Regions from separate parts of the Homo sapiens genome. Here region 1 is linked to region 2. Evidence: read pairs that join two places in POLR2A ChIA-PET (ENCODE). Cell type or tissue: Caco-2. All regions are shown on one strand. Each heading gives the region's core, and the rest is flanking DNA. Links, peaks and the distances in the headings are about the cores only.

Region 1 (2,909 bases), core at 254-2,753, 67 kb before region 2:
GTAGCATTTCCTCTTATGCAGTCTTCCTCCTAAGATGTGCCTGCTTCCCGTTCTCCCGCTGTAAGTTCCCTGAGGGCTCCCCAGCCATGTTTCCTGTACAGCCTGCAGAACTGTGAGTCAATTAAGCCACTCTTTTTCATAAATTACCCAGTCTCAGGTAGTTCTTAATAGCAATGAGAGAATGGAGTAATACAGTCTTTAAAAATAAATACAAAGCTAGGCAACGGTAATGCACACCTGCACTCTCAGCCACTCAGGAGGCTGAAGAGGGGCACTTGAGCCCAGGAATTCAAGGTTGCAGTGCACTATGATACACCTGCAAATAGCCACTGCACTCCAGCCTGGGCAACAGGGTGAGATTCTGTGTCTAAAAAATAAAATCTAAAATTTAAAAATAAAATCAGGATGGGTGACCAGGAATAGTAGCTCATGCCTGTAATCCCAGCTCTTTGGGAGGCTGAGGTAGGCGGATCACCTGAGGTCAGGAGTTCAAGACCAGCCTGGGCAATATGGTGAAACCCCATCTCTACTGAAAATAAAAAAAAAAACTAGCCGGGTGCAGTGGCAGGTGCCTGAAATACCAGCTACTCGGGAGGCTGAGGCAGGAGAATCGCTTGAACCCGAGAGGCAGAGGTTGCAGTGAGCCAAGATCACACCATTGCACTCCAGCCTGGCATCAAGAGCAAAACTCCATTTCAAAAAAAAAAAAAAAAAAAAAACACTAGGATGGGCGCAGTGGCTCACATCTATAATCCCAGTGCTTTAGGAGGCCAAGGAGGGAGGATCATTTGAGGCCAGGAGTTTGAGACCAGTCTAGACAACACAGGGATCCCATGTCTCTACAAAAAATTTAAAAATTAGCCAGGCTTAGTGATGCATGCCTGTGGTCCCATCTACTTGGAAGGCTGAGGTGGGAGGATAATTTGAGCCCAGTAGGTCAAGGCTGCAGTGGGCCACAATCATGCCACTGCACTCCAGCCTGGGCGACACCACAAGACCCTGTCTCAAAAATAATAAATTAAAAATAATTAAATACAACTGGTGGTATACCATCCAGTCAGATAACTTCCTTTTTTATATTAACAACCAAGCTTAAAAATAACGCCGCATTCTGGGCCGGGTGTGGTGGCTCATGCCTGTAATCCCAGCACTTTGGGAGGCTGAGGCGGGCGGATCACGAGGTCAGGAGATCGAGACCACCCTGGCTAACACAGTGAAACCCTGTCTCTACTAAAAATACAAAAAATTAGCTGGGCATGGTGGCGGGCACCTATAGTCCCAGCTACTCGGGAGGCTGAGGCAGGAGAATGCCGTGAATCCAGGAGGCAGAGCTGGCAGTGAGCCGAGATCACGCCACTGCACTCTAGCCTGGACGACAGAGCGAGACTTCGTCCAAAAAAAAAAAAGCAAACAAAAAACAAAAAAACGCCACATTCTCCACATTCTGTTTGCTTGTGCAACACAGGAAGCCCAAGACTTCCAGGTCATCCCTTATTTTTCATCTCCACATGGCTCTGATCTCTTTAATCAAACGGTCTTCCACCCTTAATGCCCCAAACTTAGATCTAAGAGCTTGTGCTCAGTCAACAAAATCCTCCACATTCTCAACCTTTTATCATCTTCAGCTTGTCCTAGCTGGCCCACTGTCACTTTCTCTGACGCCACTCATACTTCCTGATTATCCTCGCAATACCCTGAACTCCAGGTCCTTGACCTCCTCTCTTCCAATTAGCTTGCCCCTCCCATCTCAGCCAACCACACCTACAGGTTTCCGTTCTACAGCTGTAATGTCCAACACAGCAGCCAGTAGCTACATGTAGCTACTAAGCACTTGAAATGTGGCTGTACCACGTGGTAAACTTTTAGATTTTAGATATATTGAATTTAATATATTAAACATATTAAAATGGACTTTTTACTTCTCTAGCGCAGGCAGCTAGAAAATGTATGATTACACACATGGCTTGATCTATTAGACAGGAGTGTTCTATAGTCTAGACCAACAACCACAACCTCTTCCACTATCTTAACTTTGAGCATTCTGTTGTCCAGACCGGAATACACTCCTTCCCCAGGTTTAGTCCTGACTCCAACAATTCTTTACCCCCACTAGGACCTCCAAATCAATGATCCAACCCCTCAGATTTGGCTTAGATCCTGTGGTCCACTGCCCACTTCCTTTTTTAAATTTTTATTTATTATTTATTTATTCACTTATTTATTTGGAGATGGAGTCTTGCTCTGTCGCCCAAGCTGGAGTGCAGTGGTGCGATCTCAGGTCACTGCACCTTTCACCTTCTGGGTTCAAGCAATTCTCCTGCCTCAGCCTCCCAAGTAACTGGAATTACAGGCACCTGCCATCACGCCCGGTTAATTTTTGTATTTTTAGTAGAGACAGAGTTTTGCCACATTAGCCAGGCCCGTCTCAAACTCCTGGCCTCAGGAGATCCACCCTCCTTGGCCTCCCAAAGTGCTGGGATTACAGCTGTGAGCCACTGCGCCCGGCCCCATCACCCACTTCTTCATATATCTGCTGTATTCACCTGGCAAAACCTTCCCCTGATTAATTCAACTCTTTTCCTATTCCACATCAGCCCTGCAGCAGACAAACAGGGCTAACAAATACAACCACAGCAACCAGCCTCACCACAGTAGACCCTCATGTGCCTGGAAGTACTACAATCCTAGTACGCTTCTGCAGTCCATTCATTCCCTCACTTTCCCAGACAACTCCTTCACTCCTCAGGCTTCCAAATCTCCTCTTGGCTCACCTTAGATATTCCACTGAGAAAATTAGAACAATCAGAAAAGAATTCCAACTACCTCCGAACCCACCTCCATCACCAGGCCTTCCTTTTGTTACTGGGGATGAACTGGTAGAGTTCCTATCTAAGACAACTGCTCCACTT
Region 2 (2,909 bases), core at 315-2,814:
TATTGTAACAGTGCTTTGTTCTGATGAATATCTTTCAAAGATAAAAATAATCTTTTTAATTCTACTTTCAGAAGTAATAGGTACTCATTGTATAAAAGTGAAACACTGTAGAAATTTAGAATCTGAAAAAGAAAGTTCCTTTGTAAGATCTGTAATCTTACAACTCAAAGATAATGTTAAAATTTGATTTTTTCCCGGCATATAACAGGCTTTTTTCCTTTTTACCAAAATGGGATGATTCTGAGTTCCCTGTCACGATATATAAATCTACTTTATTCCTTTCATAAACTTCCATGCATTTCCACCACCTGTCCCCACCCACCCACCCACATCTGTATACACACATTCTGCCTCCCTTGCCGTTACCCTGTATGAACTGTTCATGCTCCTATCTAAGGCCATCTCCCTGGCACTGGGTCCATCTCCTCTCATTCCTGTGATTGTCTCTTCTCCCTCTCCTGCATCATCAGTTTCCCCTGTCTACTGGATTATTCCCACCAGCGTGCAAACATGCTGTCATATTCTTTTAAAAATGCTTCCCTTGCCTACACATTCTCCTGTAGCTACCATCCCATCTCGGCTTTCCTCCAAGAGTTGTCTGTACTCCCTGTCCCCGATTCCTCACCTCCCATTCTCTCTTTAATCCACTGCACCCACACAGCTCAAATGTGGTGGTCACCGGTGACCACCATGCTGCTAAACACAGTGGCCAATTCTCAGTGCCCTTCATGGCCATACATGTCACAGTTGCTCTCTTCCTCTGGGTCCTCCCTTGGCTTCCAGGACCACACACTCTCTTAGCTGTCCTCCCATCTCACTGGCTGCTCCACCTCAGGCTCCTCTGTTTGTTTCCCCTTTTCTCCATGACATCTGAAGGAAGAAGTGAACCAGGCCTTCTCTATTGGGCTACTTCTCTATTTAAACTCTCTCTTGGGAGTCTCCATTTTCATGGCTTTAAATTTCATGGCTCACAACTCTCAAATTTGTATTTTCACCCCAAACTTTGCCCCTGAATGCCCATCCCATATCTCTAAGTCCTATTTGAAATAGCTCTAGGATGTCTAACAGGCATCTGTCTCAAACCTAACACATCCACAACAGACCTATTCTACTCCCAAACCTGCCTGCTTATCCTGCAGGCTTCCTTATCACTGTAAATAGCCACTGCATTCTTCCAGGTGCTCAGGAGAGAGATCTAGAAGTTTTCCTTGACTTGTGTATATTCCTCACACCTCACATCTAATTTAAGCACATTAATGAGCTTAAATTCTTTAAGCTCAATCTTGAAAATATATCTCACCACCTTCGCTCTTCTTCTGACCTTTTTTTTTTTTTTTGATACAGAGCTTCTCTCTGTCATCCAGGCTAGAGTACAGTAGCACAATCTCAGCTCACTGCAGCCTCCACCTCCCAAGTTCAAGCAATTCTCCTGCCTCAGCCTCCCTTGTAGCTGGGGTTACAGGTGTGCACCACCACACCCAGATAATTTTTGTATTTTTAGTAGAGACGGGGTTTCACCACATTGGTCAGGCTGGTCTCAAACTCCTGACCTTGTGATCCACCCGCCTCAGACTCCCAAAGTGCTGGGATTACAGGTGTAAGCCACCGTGCCTGGCCTTTTTTTTTCTTTAAGAGATGAGGTCTTGCTCTGTTTTCCAGGCTGGATCCTGGGCTTGAGGGATCCTCCTGCGTCAGCCTCTCGAGTAGCTGGGACCACAGGCACGAGCCACCGATGCCTGGCTAAATTTTTACTTTTTTGTAGAGATGGAGGTCTCGCCATCTTGCCCAGGCTGGTCTCGAACTCATGGACTCAAGCAATCCTCCTGCCTCAGCCTCCCAAAGCCCATGTCTGGCCTGGGCTGTCTATTCTGTCTCACTGCTCTATGTGTTTATCTTTTTGCTGATACCACCCTACTTTGAATACTGTAACTTTATAGTGAGTCTTGAAGTTGGGTAATGTGAGTATGTGAGTCCTCTGACTATTTTTTTTTTCAGAATTGTTTTGGCTAATCTAGTACCTTTGCCTTTCTCTGTAAAAAAATTGTTTTGGCTAGGCCGGGCATGGTGGCTCACGCCTGTAATCCCAGCACTTTGGGAGGCCGAGGCAGGCGGATCACAAGGTCAGGAGATTGAAACCATCTTGGCTAACACTGTGAAACCCCATCTCCACTAAAAATACAAAAAATTAGCCGGGCACGGTGGCAGGCGCCTGTAGTCCCAGCTACCTGAGAGGCTGAGGCAGGAGAATGGCGTGAACCCGGGAGGTGGAGCTTGCAGCGAGCCGAGATGGCGCCACTGCACTACAGCCTGGGCGATAGAGCGCGACTCCATCTCAAAAAAAAAAAAAATTGTTTTGGCAAATCTAGTACCTTTGCCTTTCTATGTTGCCCGGGCTGGAGTGCATTGGCTACTCACAGGCATGATCATGGTGTATTATAGCCTCAAACTCCTGGCCTCCAGCGATCTTCCTGTCTCAGCTCCCAAGTAGCTCCCAAGTGTGCAACTGAGACTACAGGTGCAAAACACAGTGCCCTGGCTTCTCTGTAAATTTTAGAATCAGTTTGTAGACAGTGTCTGGGAGGAAAAACTTTTTATCTACCCTCAGGTTTAGTCTTTGGGGACCTGTGAATTAAACAGACGAAAGATATATTAACAAGAGAAGGCCAAGCGTGGTGGCTTACACCCATAATCCCAACACTCTGGGAGGCTGAGGCGGGAGGATCACTTGAGTCCAGGAGGTCGAGGCTGCCGTGGGCTAGCATCATGCCACTGCACTGCCCCATGGGCAACAGAGCGAGACCCCTGTCTCTAAAACAAACAAAAAGAAGACAAAATTTAATCATTTATTTTATTAACATACATATGGGAGTTCACCAGAAAGACTATCCACATTACTAGAGATGGAAACT

The links. ChIA-PET counts read pairs that join two places held together with the same protein. Peaks named below come from ENCODE experiments on the same cell type or tissue, not always from the same donor. Only the 100,000 strongest peaks of a DNase experiment are listed, where the experiment ranks them.
Region 1: POLR2A ChIA-PET joins it to region 2 with 6 read pairs; 8 of 35 experiments call an interaction of 5 or more read pairs at or near these places.

Annotation. Positions count from the first base shown.
Region 1 is chr12:120,549,101-120,552,009 of GRCh38, reverse strand. The region is part of intron 2 of RNF10 (ring finger protein 10); the gene reads right to left. Among named protein-coding and RNA genes, the nearest start is that of RNF10, 16 kb to the right of the region's middle. In Caco-2, for the core only: no CTCF peak of the experiment used is centred there; DNase peaks (open chromatin) are centred at 1,449 and 1,719.
Region 2 is chr12:120,481,766-120,484,674 of GRCh38, reverse strand. It overlaps a transcript of DYNLL1 not described here. Among named protein-coding and RNA genes, the nearest start is that of NRAV, 13 kb to the left of the region's middle. In Caco-2, for the core only: no CTCF peak of the experiment used is centred there; no DNase peak of the experiment used is centred there.